2 separate regions of the Homo sapiens genome follow, and region 2 is linked to region 1. The links are chromatin loops, found by intact Hi-C in ENCODE. Cell type or tissue: B cell. All regions are shown on one strand. Each heading gives the region's core, and the rest is flanking DNA. Links, peaks and the distances in the headings are about the cores only.

What was found. Peaks named below come from ENCODE experiments on the same cell type or tissue, not always from the same donor. Only the 100,000 strongest peaks of a DNase experiment are listed, where the experiment ranks them.
Region 2: it touches region 1 in a loop (2.1-fold over the local background); 3 of 110 quality-filtered maps call a loop at or near these places.

Annotation. Positions count from the first base shown.
Region 1 is chr9:114,606,277-114,614,608 of GRCh38, forward strand. It overlaps TMEM268 (transmembrane protein 268), which reads left to right and starts at 5,015. Exons shown (of 9, transcript NM_153045.4): 1 at 5,015-5,288. RefSeq lists an enhancer at 1,745-1,804 and silencers at 4,927-5,006, 5,047-5,256, 5,367-5,646. In B cell, for the core only: CTCF peaks have their summits at 3,522 and 3,732; a DNase peak (open chromatin) is centred at 5,025; H3K4me3 peaks cover 3,154 bases; H3K27ac peaks cover 4,853 bases.
Region 2 is chr9:114,563,518-114,571,849 of GRCh38, forward strand. LOC105376229 (a long non-coding RNA gene) reads right to left here and starts at 2,926. Exons shown (of 3, transcript XR_930260.2): 1 at 2,850-2,926; 2 at 851-973. It overlaps LOC124902352 (small nucleolar RNA U13), which reads right to left and starts at 1,835; the gene lies at 1,733-1,835. In B cell, for the core only: no CTCF peak of the experiment used is centred there; a DNase peak (open chromatin) is centred at 3,264; H3K4me3 peaks cover 1,394 bases; H3K27ac peaks cover 1,500 bases.

The DNA of each region.
Region 1 (8,332 bases), core at 52-8,051:
GATAGGAATTCAGAGGATTTTTTCTTCTGACTTAGGCCCGGTTTCCTGACAAACAGCATGTGATCTGTCTGACTTCCAGCACACCTCCTGCCAAGCACAGCTATGTATTTAGTCCCAAGCTCTCACGTACAGTTAGTCTACCTCTCCCATAGTGGAGTCCGTCATTTGAGGATGTGACTTCCGGGAGCTGAAATCAATGTAATGGAGCCACTAGCAACGGAACATTCTGTGGGACACACTTTCGGAAATAATTTCTAAAATAGCTCACATTTATTAACATCAACTTTATACCAGGTGGCATTCAAGGTACTCTATATACATAATCTAATTTTCCTACCATCTCTATGAGGTAGGTATTATCATTTCTATTTTGCAGATTAGGAAACTGAGGCTACAGGGTCACAGAGCCAATTTGTGGTGAAGTCTGGATTTAAACCCAGGTCTGTCTGAGTTCCCAGCCTGAATTACTAATACTGCATTCTTTGGTTCAATTTGTTCAGGCCATGGCAATGTTCCAAGTAGTATGTCTCCATGAAAAGTTTAGGAAGTTAGTGAATCTATAACTGGCACATGAGCTCCAAAAGAAAAAAAAAAAAACCAAAAAACACCAAGATGTAAGTTTTGATCTTTTGATCTTTGCCTTTTCACTTACTCATCCAGCAGTTCTGAGGTTCTCTCAGTACCATCTGCTGCAACACTAAGGTTCTGCCAGGCTGGAAAAAAGTTCATTCTCTTACTTCATCCAAGTTATCAAACAGTGTTGGCAGCTAGCCCTCAGCCCTGGGTCTGTAACCCTTACAGACACAACAGGACAGATGGAGCAACTGCTGAGTAAGGGTGGCTTTGGCTGGGGTTTGTGGTTATTTGGATTTATCTATAGTTGAGGCCCTGATGATTTCATTCATATTTATTCATTCACTACTTCATATGCATTTAACAATTACTGAGGACAGGGTTAGGGGCAGGGGGATAGCTATGAACATGGGTAGAAACAGCCCTATGCCCAAAAGGCTTACTCTCTTTTTGGGAAAGGGGACACTGAACAATGACAATACCATGTGATGGGTATGGGATGAGTGTAGGTTAAGCAAGAGTAGGGCTGGACGCAGTGGCTTACACCTGTAATCCCAGCACTTTGGGAGGCCGAGGCAGGTGTATTGCTTGAGCTCAAGAGTTCGAGACCAGCTTGGGCAACATGGTAAAACCCTGTCTCTACTAAAAATAAAAAATTAGCCGGGAATGGTGGTGCATGCCTGTAGTCCCAGATACTTGGGAGGCTGAGGTGGGAGGATCACTTGAGCCTAGGAGGTCGGGGCTGCAGTGAGCCAAGATCGCGCTGCTGTACTCCAGCCTGGGTGACAGAGTGAGACCCTGTCTCAAAAAATAAAAACACACAAAGCCAGAAACAAACAAACAAGAGTAACTATGAGAATGAACTATGAGAATGGGGAACTGGCCTAGGCCCAGGACAGGGCAGGGCTCCCAGAAGAAGGGCCCTTTCAGCTGAAACCCGAGAATGAGTTGGTTCGTCAGGTAGAACGATGGGGCTGGGGTTTGGAGACAACTTTCCAGATGGGAGAGAATGGCAACCACTGAGAACTAGAAGTGAGAGAACAGGGGGAGAGGGTTATAGGAGGAAATGAGAGATGCTCTGTATTTTTGGAGCATAGGGTTTTTACGTGTTGGGAGAGAGTGAGTAAAGATTAGTCCAGGGTAGGCTGTGGGTGGGGAGAGGCTTGGGCCCACCACAAGGACCTTGTGGATTCAAGATGATCACTACTGAAGTCTGCTTTCCAGCACACCTGACTGGATTTCACCCTACTTTCACTGGATTCTATTGTCCTTTCTCCATTCTACATGAGCACCCACTCCTCCTTGCTATGCCAGGACTGAACACTGGTGACATTTCAGAGATGCAAACACATGATACCTCGTTGTCCAAGAATGCACCACACTTTTACTGAGCATTTTCTTCTAAGCATTTCATCACTTCAATTAATTCTTGCAATCTCCCAGATTAGCAGTTATCTGCCTTTCATAAATGAGGGTATTGAAACTCAGAGAGTGAGCTGAGCTGCCTGCCAATGCCACATGCCAGTAAGTGGTAGAGCCTGGTGGGCCAGCTCCAAAGGCCCCTGTCTTCTGTGCCTCCCTGGTATAGGAGATTGATGTGTCAGCACTAAGTTCACGCTGGAGTGACCAGCAGTGAGAATGAAGAGTAAAGGCAGCCTGGCAGAAAGGGCAGGGGGACCACATCTGGCTTCATGGAGGAGGGCAACCTTGTTGGAGAGGTAGGGTTTAGATAGATGGTGATCAGGCCACACACCTGTTGCAGGATCCCTTTTAATATCCTATCATCAGTGAGTAAAGCTTCAATATCTCTTGAGGCTCTTGCTCCCACGCGTCTAAATTGTTTTTTGTTTTTGTTTTGTTTGGAAATCAGGCACACTAAATAGGGACCTGGTGTGTATTGTTCACTCTTGCTCAGTACAATGCCTGTCCCTTAGCAGGTACTGAATGTCCATTTGTGGATAAATAAATGAATGAACTTCATTTTTAGTAGCCCACTACCTGGATCCTTGTGAATGAGGGTGCCTGGGTGGTATCTACTTCTCAGGTTGCCAATTCCTGCTCCTGCCTCCAATCATGCTGTCTCTGAGGGCTGGCCGAGCATGCAGCCAGCTAAGTTCTGGGGTCTGAGAGTTTCCCAACAATTTGGAATATCTGTTAAAATAAAAAAATGCATGCATAGGCCAGGTGCGGTGGCTTACCCCTGTAATCCCAGTACTTTGGGAGGCCAAGGCGGGTGGATCACCTGAGGTCGGGAGTTCGAGACCAGCCTGGGCAACATGGTGAAACCCCTGTCTCTACTAAAAATGCAAAAATTAGCCAGGCGTGGTGGCACACCCCTGTAATCCCAGCTACTCGGGAGGCTGAGGTGGGAGAATCGCTTGAACCCGGGAGGTGGAGGCTGCAGTGAGCCAAGATCACACCACTGCACTCCAGCCTGGGTGACAGAGCGAGACCCCATCTCAAAAACAAACAAACAAACAAACAAACAAACAAACAAGCATGTACATTCTGACTCAGCACATCTACTTATAGAAATGGGCCAGGCATGGTGGCTTGCACGTGTAATCCCAGCACTTTGGGAGGCTGAAGTGGGAGGATCACTTGAGTGTAGGAGTTTGAGACTAGCTGGGGAAACATAGTAAGACCCTGCATCTACAAAACAAAAACAAAAACAAAAACAAAAACATTAGCCGGGAGTGGTGGCATGCACTTTTAGACCCATCTACCAGAGAGGCTGAGGTGGGAGGATCCCTTGAGCCTGAGAGGAGAGGCCGAGGCTGCAGTGAGCTGTGACTGCACCACTGCACTCCAGCCTGGGCAAGAGAGTGACCCTGTCTCAGAAAAAGAAAAAGAAAAAGAAAAAGAAAAAGAAAAAGAAAAAGAAGGAAGGAAGGAAAGAAAGAAAGAAAGAAAGAAGGAAAGAAAAAGAAACAAAGAGAGAAAGAAATGAAAGAAGGAAAGAAAAAGAAACAAAGAAAGAAAGAGAGAAAGAAAGAAAGAAAGAAAGAGAAAGAGAAAGAAAGAAATGCAGGCTGTGGCATGTTTGCGTGTATGCAACAATGCTGCTATGTGTATCAGGGCAAGGCCTGTCAGCAAGGCTGGAAATCACCTTCATGTCCACTAAGAAAGAAGGGTTAAGAAAACAAAGACCCTTTCTATTAGGTTGGTGCAAAAATAATCGCGGTTTTTGCAATTTTTTTTTTTTTTGAGATGGAGTTTTGCTCTTGTTGCCCAGGCTGGAGTGCAATGGCGCAATCTCGGCTCACCGCAACCTCCACCTCCCGGGTTCAAGCGATTCTCCTGCCTCAGTCTCCCGAGTAGCTGGGATTACAGGCATGCGCCACCAGGCCCGGCTAATTTTGTATTTTTAGTAGAGACGGGGTTTCCCCATGTTGATCAGGCTGGTCTCGAACTCCCGACCTCAGGTAATCCTCCCGCCTCGGCCTCCCAAAGTGCTGGGATTACAGGCGTGAGCCACCGCGCCCAGCCTGTAATGTTTTTAATGGCAAAAAAACGCAATAACTTTTGCGCAAACCTAATATTAATATAGGGACGTTTATGTGCCCCTTAAAAGGAAATGAGGCAGTGTGGCGCGTTCTGGCCGATGAGCGCCAAGGTACTTTGTCGAATGAAAAAGCAGAGTGCCCAACAGAATAGAAAAGGCCTTCCTTTGTGTAAACGCACACACGCACAGGTACATATGTGCTCTAAGGAAAAATACAAGGAAAGCACAAGGTTAGTGTTTTCCTCAGGGGAAAGGTTACTTACTTTTAACCGTAGACCCTTTGAAATTACGAAGGATGGCGATGGGAGTGAGCCCTTGTGAGTATAGCAATTGGGAACACGAGTGAGTATGTGTCTGGTAGCTGTGAACATTTCACACACACTATCTCATTAAATCTTCACACGACCTCATGAAGTAGCTATAATTATCTGCTTTTTACAGAAAACGAAGGCACAAAGAGGTTAAATAATTTACCAAAGACGATAATAAGAAGTGGAGAGACCCGAATCACAGCCTAGTCTGACCCCAAACCAATGCTCTTAACAATACAGCACATACACAATTTTCCATTAGAAACAAGTCCCCGGCCAGGTGCGGTGGCTCACGCCTGTAATCCCAACACTTTGGGAGGCCAAGCAAGAGGATCGCTTGAGGTCAGGAGTCCGATAGCAGCCTGGGCAACACAGCGAAACCCCCGACTCTAAAAACAACGACAAAACCAACCAAACAAAAACCAAACCCAAGTCCCCAATAAACTTCTGGTCTCAAATACTGCCTCATCCACGGGTTCCGTGATTGTGTGTGAGGGGGCTGGACCTCTGGAGTAAGCCGCTCCTTTACAGTGGGGAGACGGCGGGAACCCGTGCCCCAAGATGCCGTGCACGTGGTCGGCTCCGCGCGGAGGCTCCTTCCGGCGTCCCGGGGGGGCGCTCGGCTGATGAAACGCGGCCTCCAGCTCCGCTCCGCCGCGGGCCCGGGAGGCGCGTTCCCTCTTGGCCCCAAAGCGAGTCCGGCGGGCGGCTCCTCGGGGTTGGGCGACCGAGCGGGGCCGGCCGGGCGGGGGGCGGGCCCGTGAAGGCGGCGCAGCGCGGCGCGGGAGGCGTGCTGGGCGCGGGGCTGCGGTGCCCAGAGGCTGCGGCATTAGGGGCTCGGCGCCCCCGACCTTCCGCGTCCCGGGGTGGCGGCGGCGGCGGCGGCGGCGGCGCGGGCGGTGAGTGTGCGCGGGCCCGGGCGCGCGCCCGTGTCCTGCGATCCGGGCTTGGTGCTGTGGGGCTCCGGGGCCGGGAAGCAGCCTGGGCGCCTCCGCCTTGGCCTGCGTTCGGGCCAGACGGCCTGGGTTCGGCGCGGCGGGCAGCCTGCGGGGGGTCCTTCGTGCGCCCTGGGGCCCCTCCCCCGCGTGCCGGCCGTGGGAGCGGCTCTGACAAGCCTCCTGGGGGCCCGCGGTTGGGGAGGGCCAGACTGATTTATGGGGAGAAGGAGATCCCCCATCCTCAGCCGACCTGGACAGTTCCAGAGGGCGGAGACTGAGACTGGGACGAGACAGCTGCCCAAGGCCAAGGCCGTGTATGGCGAGACAGCTCCAGCTGGCGTGAAGGAGCCTGGGTTTCAATTCTGGCCCAGTCCAGGACTGGCTCCTTGACCTTGGATGGTACACTTTCTTTTCTGGGTCTTAACGTCCTCACCTGTAAAATGGAGAGCTCGGACTCATTGTGTCTCAAGGTTTTTCCGCCCCGAAACTTCTGTAACAGGCCCTCTTAGGGTCTCGTGTTGTGTTTTTCACAAACAAAACAAAACCTGACTTAGGAAACTGACGAATCTCAGTGCTGCACATAGTTCCCGGGGAGGCTGGGCACTCGGTGTCTGCAGAGCTGGGGGCCTTTGCGCAATAGGACTTAAGAGTATGTTCCTTTGCAGATGCTCTCTACGGGCTGAAAAAGAGGGGAGTTGACCTTGTGCAAGATGGATATCTGGAAGTTCTGGTTAAAATGCAGAATCAGCAGAGGAGACCCAGAGAAGCTCTAGTTTTCCTGCTTAGTTGCAGGGGCCTCAAGGCTGTGCTCACTCCCCCTGCTCTGCCTCCACCCTGCTGTCTGTCTGACCTTCTGTGTTATCCTCGGGCTGGTGCAGGGCTGAGCTGGATGGGGAAATGGGGTTCAGGACATATGATAGGCATCTGCCCTTGAGGTCTTGCCAGCACCCCTCCTGCCCTCTGCAGCTTCCTGGTTGAATGAGGGGCTGCAAGGTGACCACACAGGCTGCCCTGATGGGCATGTCCTGGCCTCTGGTCCATATCCCTTTCTGCTTGGCACTGGCCTCTCTTGGCTCTCACCTCCACCTTTGCCAAGCCCAGGAGCCTCCTTCCTCCAGGAAGCCTTCCGGAGAACCCTTCCCCCACCCCAACCAAGGTGCTCCCTCTCACTGCCTTGTTGCAATTGTTTGTTTTGTAATTGTCTTTCCCTGAGTTTGTCTTTCCTACCAGATGGTGATCCCTAGCAGGGAGGGCTGAGTAGGAACTTCAGATTTTATTTCCAGTTTCGTGCTCAAGATAGCACAGGGCCTGGCCTGAGAAGGTGCTTAGGAAATGTCTGTGGAGTAAAAATGATGGCAGCTATATTTCTTCAATGATTCCTACTTGCCCAGTGCTATTTTGAGTGATTTACATGTGTGAACTCTTTAAACCTCACAACCACCTGAAGTTACTGTCGTTATCCCCACTTACATGTAAGGAAACTGAGGCAGAGAAGTAACTTACTCAAGGTTACACAGGTGAGAAGCGGCAGGACAGGGCCGGTTACTTTTAGCTATTACAGGAAACAGCCTCCAGGTGAATGGAATAAAGCCTGCTGATTAGTACTTTGTGAGAGGCTGATGGGGCCAAGTAGAGTGCTGTGGTTTCTTCTGAAAGACATTGCCTCATGGGGGGATTTTGCAACAAATGGAACCTTCCACGCAGTCTGAAAGGCTACCTGTGCAACTCCAGCCTGGGCATGGTCCCTCGTGGCTGCTCGGTCCCCCAGGCCTTTTTGAGACTCTAGTACAGCTTCTCTGGGCTGTAGGCCCCTAGCTACGATGTCCCTTCGTTTCTTGTCTGGAACATGGATCTCAGAATTATATCTGCCTCAGGGGCCTAAGAGATGATCAAATGAAGGAGGGAAGGGCTTCAGTGATTATCAAGTGCAGGGCAGAGATCCTTGTGGCTATTTTTGTTGGTACAGGAAGAAAGTAAGGCGTGATGAGAGTGAGAAACACTTAGCATATTTAGGAGAGTCTCCTGCTGTGGGCCAGGTGAGGAGGAGAAGGCCCCTGCCATCCCCAGAGTAGCATCTCAGGGCTGACTTGCATTTGTTGCTTGATCTTGCCTGGGAAATGCAGTCTCCCTTGACTCACTCTTTTTTGTTTTGTTTTGTTTTGTTTTGTAAGGGTGATTTCATGAACATTCTCAGAGACAGTCACACTAGAGTGCAGAGGGGCAAGGGCATGGAAATTATGGGCTTGGACCCTGGAGCCAGATGGCTTGGGTTTATCTCCTGGCTCCATGGCTGGTAGCATAGCCTCCCAACCTTGGGCAAGTCACTTTACATCTTTGACCTGCGGTTTTTTCTCCTGTAAAATAGGAAAATCATGTTGAGGAAAGGGGCCTGTCTGGTGAGCCGAGTACTGGATATTATGCTTGCATTTCCTTCTGTTACATCCCCACAGCAGCTATAGGAGGTAGACCTCTCTATCCCCATTTTACAGATGAGAACAGCAAGGTTCGGGTTGTTAAGTACCTTGACAGCTAATGTCAAAGAGCATGTATGTGGCAGAGTGGGAATTTAAGTCCAGGTTTTCTGGCTCTAAAGTCTTCAATGTTTTCATAGTTTGCTGCTTTGTAGCCTTAGAGCCCAGTGCAGGGCAGATACATGATAATTGTTAAAGGCTTGTCTTTTACATAGTCTTGGTTGGGAGAGGGGGCTCCTAAGTGATCTTCCAGAGCTGAAAATCGGGGCCAGCTTCAGGTGCATGCAATCTGTGCAGTCACACAGGGTCCCCCACTTAGGAAGCCCCTCCCATTTGGTTTAATGCTGTGCTGTCGCCATCTTGAAATTCTTCATTATTTTTGTAGAAGAGGCCCCACATTTTCATTTCGCATTGGGCCCATTCTGTAGCTGCTGCTGTTTAAAGTATTGAGAGAAGTGAAAAATGGTGAGGGCATGAGAGCCCTGTTCCCCCTCTAGGGGGCCTGATCAGTGGCCATCAGCCCTTGGGCCAGCT
Region 2 (8,332 bases), core at 134-8,133, 43 kb before region 1:
CTGCTGAATGTGAAATTTTAATTACATCATTATTATGCCAAGTGAAAAAGTTAGGCATAAGCAAGGAAAAATTCAGAGGGGCAAGAGTCTCATTATGACGGGAAATCTTATTCCATCATTTTAGGAACAGCATGCCCACAGCATGAAGATGTCAACTGCTCATTCTGGTTTGTAGTTTAAATGTCTCTGGTTATGGCATTGGGTGGTTTGGTGAACTTTTGATGTGACCCACACATCAGGCGTGAGTCTTGACCCTTGAAATTTACATCAAGTTGTCTAACTTCAGCTTACAGGGCTTCAGGAAAGAGCAGTTCCCATTCTTAGTAATTCCATGGGAGAAAAGTGGATTGGAGGAACCTAGAAGAATTTAAGATCCAGTTCAATCCACAGGTAAATAAAAAAACTCAAACAAACAAACAAAAATACCCCACACAGGGTTACAATCTAATAACAGGTATAGTCTAGCTTTTCTTCAGAAACATAGAAACACGATTTTTCTTTCTACAGTCATTCTGATTTCTACCAAAGATAATCCGAGTAAGACTAATTTGTTGTTATTTGTGTTTTATCAAATTTGGCCTGATAAATTCACACAAGCACAGCAGAAATAGTAATTGACCACATAGGAATCTCAGATTTGACTTTTAAAAATTTCTCAAGGCTAGAAAGCTAATCTACGGCAGACTTCAGACTTTTTCTGCTATACCTATAAATAACTTAAAATATGACATTCCATTTAAAAGCCTGGTAACGTAACCAATGTTTCCAACTATACCTTGTTATTTAAAAAGCAGCTTCTAATTAAACTTATGCAGACAACTTCATTGCCATAAAAATTAAGCATACTCACAAATAGTTTCCAAATTTTGGAGGGACAGAGAAAAAGTAAGTGTTGCCAGTTTTGTTCACAAAAGTATACTTTACCAAATTGTTGTAAACTATAGATATCTTGAGAGAGAAAGTCTCCTTAAATCTGGAAAACAAAACATGTAAGTAAAAAACCAACAATGTTTCAAATATCTGTCTTCATTAGATATTTAATCTCATGTAATTAATTTTTGTTCTGTTTAATCTTAGTTGTCAGTTTCATGAATTTATCAGTTTCTTCATGGGGGTCCTGAATATCTTTATTTAGTCCATTGATCTTAAACTTATCAGAAACCCATATTCAGGAGTACTTGCCAGAGTCTTTTCCATGAATCTGATTGCAGATGCATTTAAAGAAGAATTAAAACTGTGGAAGACAGAGGCTTAAAACAGCCATGGTTAAAAATCTGATGAGAGTTCAGCAATTGACAAGGAAACTCAGTTATGTTTATTGCATACAGCATTTTAAGACAACAACCAGAAAAATGACTAACAGTATCACATTAGGACCATCAAACATTTATAAATTTTACATAATTTTTAGATCTTTCACATCAATAACATAGCCATATAAATATAACTTAGAGAAGACTTAGTGTCACTTTGTTATTTGATCCCATCTGTGCCTCCAACGCTTCTCATACAACTCAATACATCAAACAAGCCTAATTAGTTTAACAGCTCTACAAGCTGAAAAATACATTGTTTGAGGCTCTCCAGGAGCCCAACTAGAAAATCTCAAAGATAATTCTAGGTTGAAAAGACTTCATTTAGAACTCTGATATTGAGAAAGCTGGCCAAATATGTCAAAAAGTATAAAACATTTAATTAAAACAGAATTGCAGATCATAGTGAAATAATAGTTGTTCACTTAACAAGAGTGACTGAAGATTTCAAGGTCTGAGGGTGGCACATCTCACACACGAGTGTGAACACTCAGTCATCATCCTTATGAACTACAAAAGGATCGTGACTGAAGATTTTAAAAGTAAGCTGAGCATGATGGTGTGCACCTGTAGTCCCAGCAACTTGGAAGAATGAGGTGGGAGGATCCCTTAAGTGTAGAAGTCTCAGGCCAGACTGGACAACATAGTGAGACCCTATCTTAAAGAATAAAAATTCCAAAGGCAAATGCAGAAAGTTGCATGTATGTTTTATTAAAAAAAAAAAAAGGCTAAAGACTCAGTTTTCCTAAGTAATCAAAAACCTGGCCGGGTGCAGCAGCTCACGCCTGTAATCCCAGCACTTTGGGAGGCTGAGGTGGGTGGATCACGAGGTCAAGAGATCAAGACCATCCTGGCCGACATGGTGAAACCCCGTCTCTACTAAAAATACAAAAATTAGCCGGGTGTGGTGGCACACACCTGTAGTCCCAGCTACTCGGGAGGCTGATGCAGGAGAATCGTCTGAACCCGGTAGGTGGAGGTTGCAGTGAGCCAAGATCACGCCACCGCACCCCAGCCTGGCAACAGAGCTAGACTCTGTCTCAAAAACAACAACAACGACAACAACAAAAAACCAATAAAGACAGCATGAAGCACAGGAAATTACCTTGATAAAACACAGAATCTTTGTTTCCTAGACCAATTACCAAAAAATAAATACTCCTGCAGTGTAATTGCTTCTTATAGGAAGTCCTTTTAGATAATCTGAAAATCTAACCTAATGAAAAGGTACTTGAATTCAAATTGACACTGGATGAGTGTGTGTCCAAGGTTATGAGTATACACTATATTATAGAAGAAGTAAACAAAAAAAATAAGTACCTTGAGCAGGGAAACATATGGCTCTTAGAAAAAGTGAAAGCACATTAAGTTTCCTTGTTACATGGAATAATTCAGACATTTCAAGAAAAGCCAACAGCACAGAATCAAGTTATTCTTGGAGGAAAACATTGCTTTTCTAGACCTTTAAGACAAACATATCAGCATTAGGCCTCAACAGCAGAGTTAGAACCAGAGAAAATAAATGCAGAAGCTTACCAAAATGTCAAGGGAGTGAGTCATTAAGTTGATTAAGAAAAAAAAAAAGTGTGGCCGGGTACGGTGGTTCATGCCTGTAATTCCAGCACTTTGGGAGGCCGAGGCAGGTGGATCACGAGGTCAGGAGTTCGAGACCAGCCTGGCCAACACAGTGAAACCCCGTCTCTGTTAAAAATACAAAAATTAGCCGGGTGTGGTGTCATGCACCTGTAGTCCCAGCTACTCGGGAGGCTGAGGCAGGAGAATCGCTTGAACCCAGGAGGCGGAGGTTGCAGTGAGCCAAGACCATGCCATTACACTTCAGCCTGGGTGACGGAGTGAGAATCCGTCTCAAAAAAAAAAAAAAAAAGTGTGCCTTCTTAAGGGGAGAAGGAGGAAGAGCAGAAGGCAATGGTGTATGACCTGCAAATCATGTGCAATGAGGTGCAGCAGAAGTTGAGCTTCTGAGACATAAATCTGAAAATCTTCAAGAGAAAGACTCTATTTTGAGAAAGTAACTTACTAATTTAAAAGATAGCATTCTAAACCTAGAATTAGGGAAATTAAACAGAAACCATAAAACAGGAAGAGGTTATAGTTCAGAAGATGGTAAAAAATTTAAAGAATCAGATTTCAGGGTTTTTGTTTGTTTGTTTTTTTAGAGATAGGGTCTTATTATGTTGCCCAGGCTGGAGTACAGTGGTACCATCATAGCTCACTGCAGACTCAAACTCCTGAGCTCAACTGATCCTCCCACCTCAGCCTCCTGAGAAGGTTGGGGGGTGGGGGAGGAACTAAAAGTGTGCACCATCATACCTGGCTAATTTTTAATTTTTTTTGGTAGAGATTGGGGTCTCATGATATTGTCTAAGCTGGTCTCAAACTCATGGCCTCAAGCAATCCTCCTGCCTCGGCCTCCCAAAGCACCAGGATTACAGGTGTGAGTCACCACATCCAGCCAGATTTCAGAATTAAAAACCAAAACCTGTGGTAATTTTTTTTTTAACTAAGAGCAATGATACTCCAGGAAACCCTTGCTGCTTTAAACATAGAGAACTAGTTTTGGGTTTTGTATCAGTATATTCAATTTTCAGAAAAATTTATAAACAATTTCCTTCTAAATTTAGCCAACTTGATTACATACAAAATTTATTTCATAAGATTCATGTTTCACAAACCTTTTGCAAGTTGCTCAAACCTCTTATGGCTTGCTTAGGCCTAATTTTGTTTTAGACTTTCTTTTTTAATATTGGAACAAATAATTATTCTACCTTAGGACAAAAATTTGCTTTTCTTTTTCTTTATCATTTTTACCACACAAGATTCTTTCTCATACAAAGTTATGTATCTTTTTCATCTTTCTTACCAAAGATACCTTCTCATATTTATAATTTTCTTTGCATGTCTCTTCCTACTTATTGATTTCTTTGCCTTGTTTTTATTTTCTTCTTAAATCTATATTTTGAAACCACCTTTAAATAATGTCTGAATTAGATATAATTATTATTTTTAAATTAAAAACATATATTCATGTTCTTTTTTAAAACAATTTTTTACTGGCTAGGTGCAGTGGCTCACATCTATAATCCCAACACTTTGGGAGGCTGAGGCAGGAGAACTGCTTGAGCTCAGGAGTTTGAGACTAGCCTGAGTAACATAGCAAGACTCCATCACTACAAAAAAAAAATTTAAACAATATTAAAGTAGCCTTATTCATCAAAGAATTACACAAAGATAATTTTGCTTTTAAGGCTGGATTTGTGGGTCTATGACCTTAGAACATCTAGCGGAGACAAATATAGAACTTTCTGACCAGTAAACTCAGGCAAAAATTTATGCTAAGAATTCTGAAGACATTTTTATTTTTATTTTACCAACAATTTTTTTTTTCTTTTCTTTTTTGAGGTGGAGTTTCACTCTGTCACCAAGGCTTGAGTGCAATAGCACGATCTCAGCTCACCGCAACCTTCACCTCCCAGGTTCAAGTGATTCTCCTGCCTCAGCCACCTGAGTAGCTGGGATCACAGGTGTGTGCCACCATGCCCAGCTAATTTTTGTATTTTTAGTAGAGTTGGGGTTTCACTATGTTGACCAGGCTGGTCTCAAACTCCTGACCTCAAGTGATCTGCCCACCTCGGCCTCCCATAGTGCTGGGATTACAGGTGTGAGCCACCATGTCCAGCCTATTTTACCAACAATTTTAAGATTAGTTTACTTACAAAAGATTTACCCACCAGGCGTGGTGGCTCACGCCTGTAATCTCAGCACTTTGGGAGGCTGAAGCAGGCGGATCACGAGATCAGGAGTTCGAGACCAGCTTGGCCAACATGGTGAAACCCTGTCTCTACTAAAAATACAAAAAATAAGCCAGGAGTGGTGGCGCATGCCTGTAATCCCAGCTACTCGGGAGGCTGAGGCAGGAGAATCACTTGAACCCAGGAGACGGAGGTTGTGGTGAGCAAAGATTGTGCCACTGCACTCCAGCCTGGGTGACAGAGCAAGACTCCATATCAGAAAAAAAAAAAAAGTATAGATTTATGTTCATGTGAACTTAAAAGCATTTGTGTTAATTACTATATTTCTAATAAATTACTTTTTAAGCACTTAATTATTTTCCTTCAAGCCAATTAGAGATCTCTGTAAATTTAAAATAATATACATAAAATATGTAGACACAAAAACGTAAAAACATATAGATGAAGAAAAACAAAAAAATTATAGTTTTTACTTTAAAATTCTAATCATCACACAGTAAAACAGTAATAAACTTGTCAGCTTATAAAAATACAGTTGGATCCAAATTATATCCCTAACAAAATGGGACAAGTTAGGGTCATGTTCATATGGCTAAACTTGAAAATTTTTATTTGTCCTGAGATGTAATATTATGAAGGCTGTGAACCAAATTTTGGGCAGTTTCCATAGCACTTTGGTTTTAAAAAGGCTTTTTTTTTTTAACCTTCTCCCCCCCTTTTTTCAGTTTCAAATGAGTTGTTCTAGTGAACTCTTGGATGTTTATATTTCATTTAGGGGTTGGAGGAAAAATGAAAAGCTCCAAGCAGCCTTTAGTGAAAGATTTATCTTGGCTGGGCGCGGTGGCTCACGCCTGTAATCCCAGCACTTTGGGAGGCAGAGGCAGACGGATCACAAGGTCAGGAGATCAAGACCATCCTGTGAATGGTGAAACCCCGTCTCTACTAAAAATACAAAAAATTAGCCGGGCGTGGTGGCGGGCGCCTGTAGTCCCAGCTACTCGGGAGGCTGAGGCGGGAGAATGGCGTGGACCCGGGAGGCGGAGCTTGCAGTGAGCCGAGATTGCGCCACTGCGCTCCAGCCTGGGCGACAGAGCGAGACTCCGTCTCAAAAAAAAAAAAAAAAAAAGATTTATCTTAATACAAGTGAAAAAATTAGCAGATTCAGAATAAACAACAACAACAAAAGTACATAGAGCGATCAGAAGCCTCTTCATGCATCCAACGTTTAGACTGCTTAACTCTGTAGTTGAGGTTTTCTGAGAAAAACAAGTTTAGAAAATTCAAATAATTCCCATAATGGCCATAAATTATCCTTGGTATAGATTGCCCATCAGTTTAAAAATGTGCATGAGATTAGGCCATCAATTTTGAATATCTTTCCAGCTGGAATGCCATCCCAGAAAGTCTGGCATGCCTAGAATTTTGAGAATCCTGTCCAATTTTTTATTAATCTTTTGAGAGCAGAAGAAACCCCTATAAGCCCTGCTGGGAATGTCAGGGGCTTGGACCCGTGTTTTTTTTTTTTTACAGTGTACCTGGCACAGAATACTTTTTTTATACCTGGCAGATGGCCTTTATCCGAAGTTGTCCAACCTGTGACCAAGTTTTTCCTAGTCACATGGCAATTTTCTTGAGACTGGCAGGCACCCCAGTAATAATCATACCTGTTTATCTTAACATGGGAGACTTTTTCTTCAGGGACAAGAGTCCCTCATAGATGGTGGCAACTACCCTAGTGGCTTTTATTTTTTATTATTTTGAGACGGAGTTTCGCTCATGTTGCCCAGGCTGAAGTGCAACGGCACGATCTCGGCTCACTGCAACCTTCATTTCCTGGGTTCAAACGATTCTCCTGTCTCAGCCTCCCGAGTAGCTGGGATTACAGGCATGCACCACCACACCTGGCTAATATCGTATTTTTAGTAGAGATGGGGTTTTGCCATGTTGGCCAGGCTGGTCTTGAACTCCTGATCAGGTGATCTGCCCGCCTCGGCCTCGCAAAGCGCTGGGATTACAGGCCTGAGTCACCACGCCCAGCCCCTAGTGGCTTTTCATTGGCCCACCTGTGCCCACCACTTAGAATGTTTATTTTTTGCCCTCAGAAAATGTTCAGAAACAAGCAGGGAAAAATAAAAGAACCCCCAAATCATTTGCAGATACACGTAACCAATCCAAAATGATATCAAAGTAAGACAGCCTCAAAAATTTTAAGCCAGGTGTGTGGACCACAGGAAATATTATATCAGGCATGCAGAAAAAAACAAAAGAGAATTCACCGGAAAAGGGGTGCCTCACAGAGAGAACATAAATTCTGTACAAACCAGACTTTGCTCTGTGATGATGCTATCCTCATAGGACGTGCTTGCCAGAAAAGACAAAAGCCTTTTATAGTCCCAAGAAGGATGCAAGGTCATTTATTAAGGAGGTCTTGGCCGGGCGCAGTGGCTCATGCCTATAATCCCAGTACTTTGGGAGGCTGAGGCGGGTGGATCCCTTGAGGTCAGGAGTTCGAGACCAGTCTGACAAACATGGTGAAACCCCATCTCTACTAAAAATACAAAATTAACCAGGAATGGTGGCGCATGCCTGTAATGCCAGCTACTTGGTTGGCTGAGGCAGGAAAATCGCTTGAGCCTGGGAGGTACAGGTTGCAGTAAGCTGAGATCGTGCCATTGCACTTCAGCCTGGGGAACAAGAATGAAAGTCCATCTCAAAAAAAAAAAAAAAAAAGGCCTTATTACCAGACCAGACCCCAAATAAAGTCAAAGAGCTTCTACAAAAAAAGAGGGAGGTTCAGCCTGAGAGAAGACTCACCAGAGGCTGGGCATGGTGGCTCATGCTTGTAATCCCAGCACTTTGGGAGGTTGAGGTGGGTGGATCACTTGAGCCCTGTGGAAACATAGAGAAACCCTGTCTCTACAAAAAAATACAAAAATTAGCCAGTTGTGGCGGTATACACCTGTAGTCCTAGCTACTTGGCAGACTGAATAGGGAGGATGGCTTGAGCCCAAGAGGCAGCAGTTGCAGTGAGCCAAGATTACATTACTCAAGGTGATCTTGACGTAGGTCTCACTTCTAACTCTAAGTCAGGGGTGTCCAATCTTTTTCTCTTCCCTGGGCCACATCGGAAGAAGAAGAATTGTCTTGGGCCACACATGAAATACACTAACACTAACAATAGCTGATAAGGTAAAAAAAAAATTGCAAAAAAATCTTGCAATGTTTTAAGAAAGTTCACGAATTTGTGTT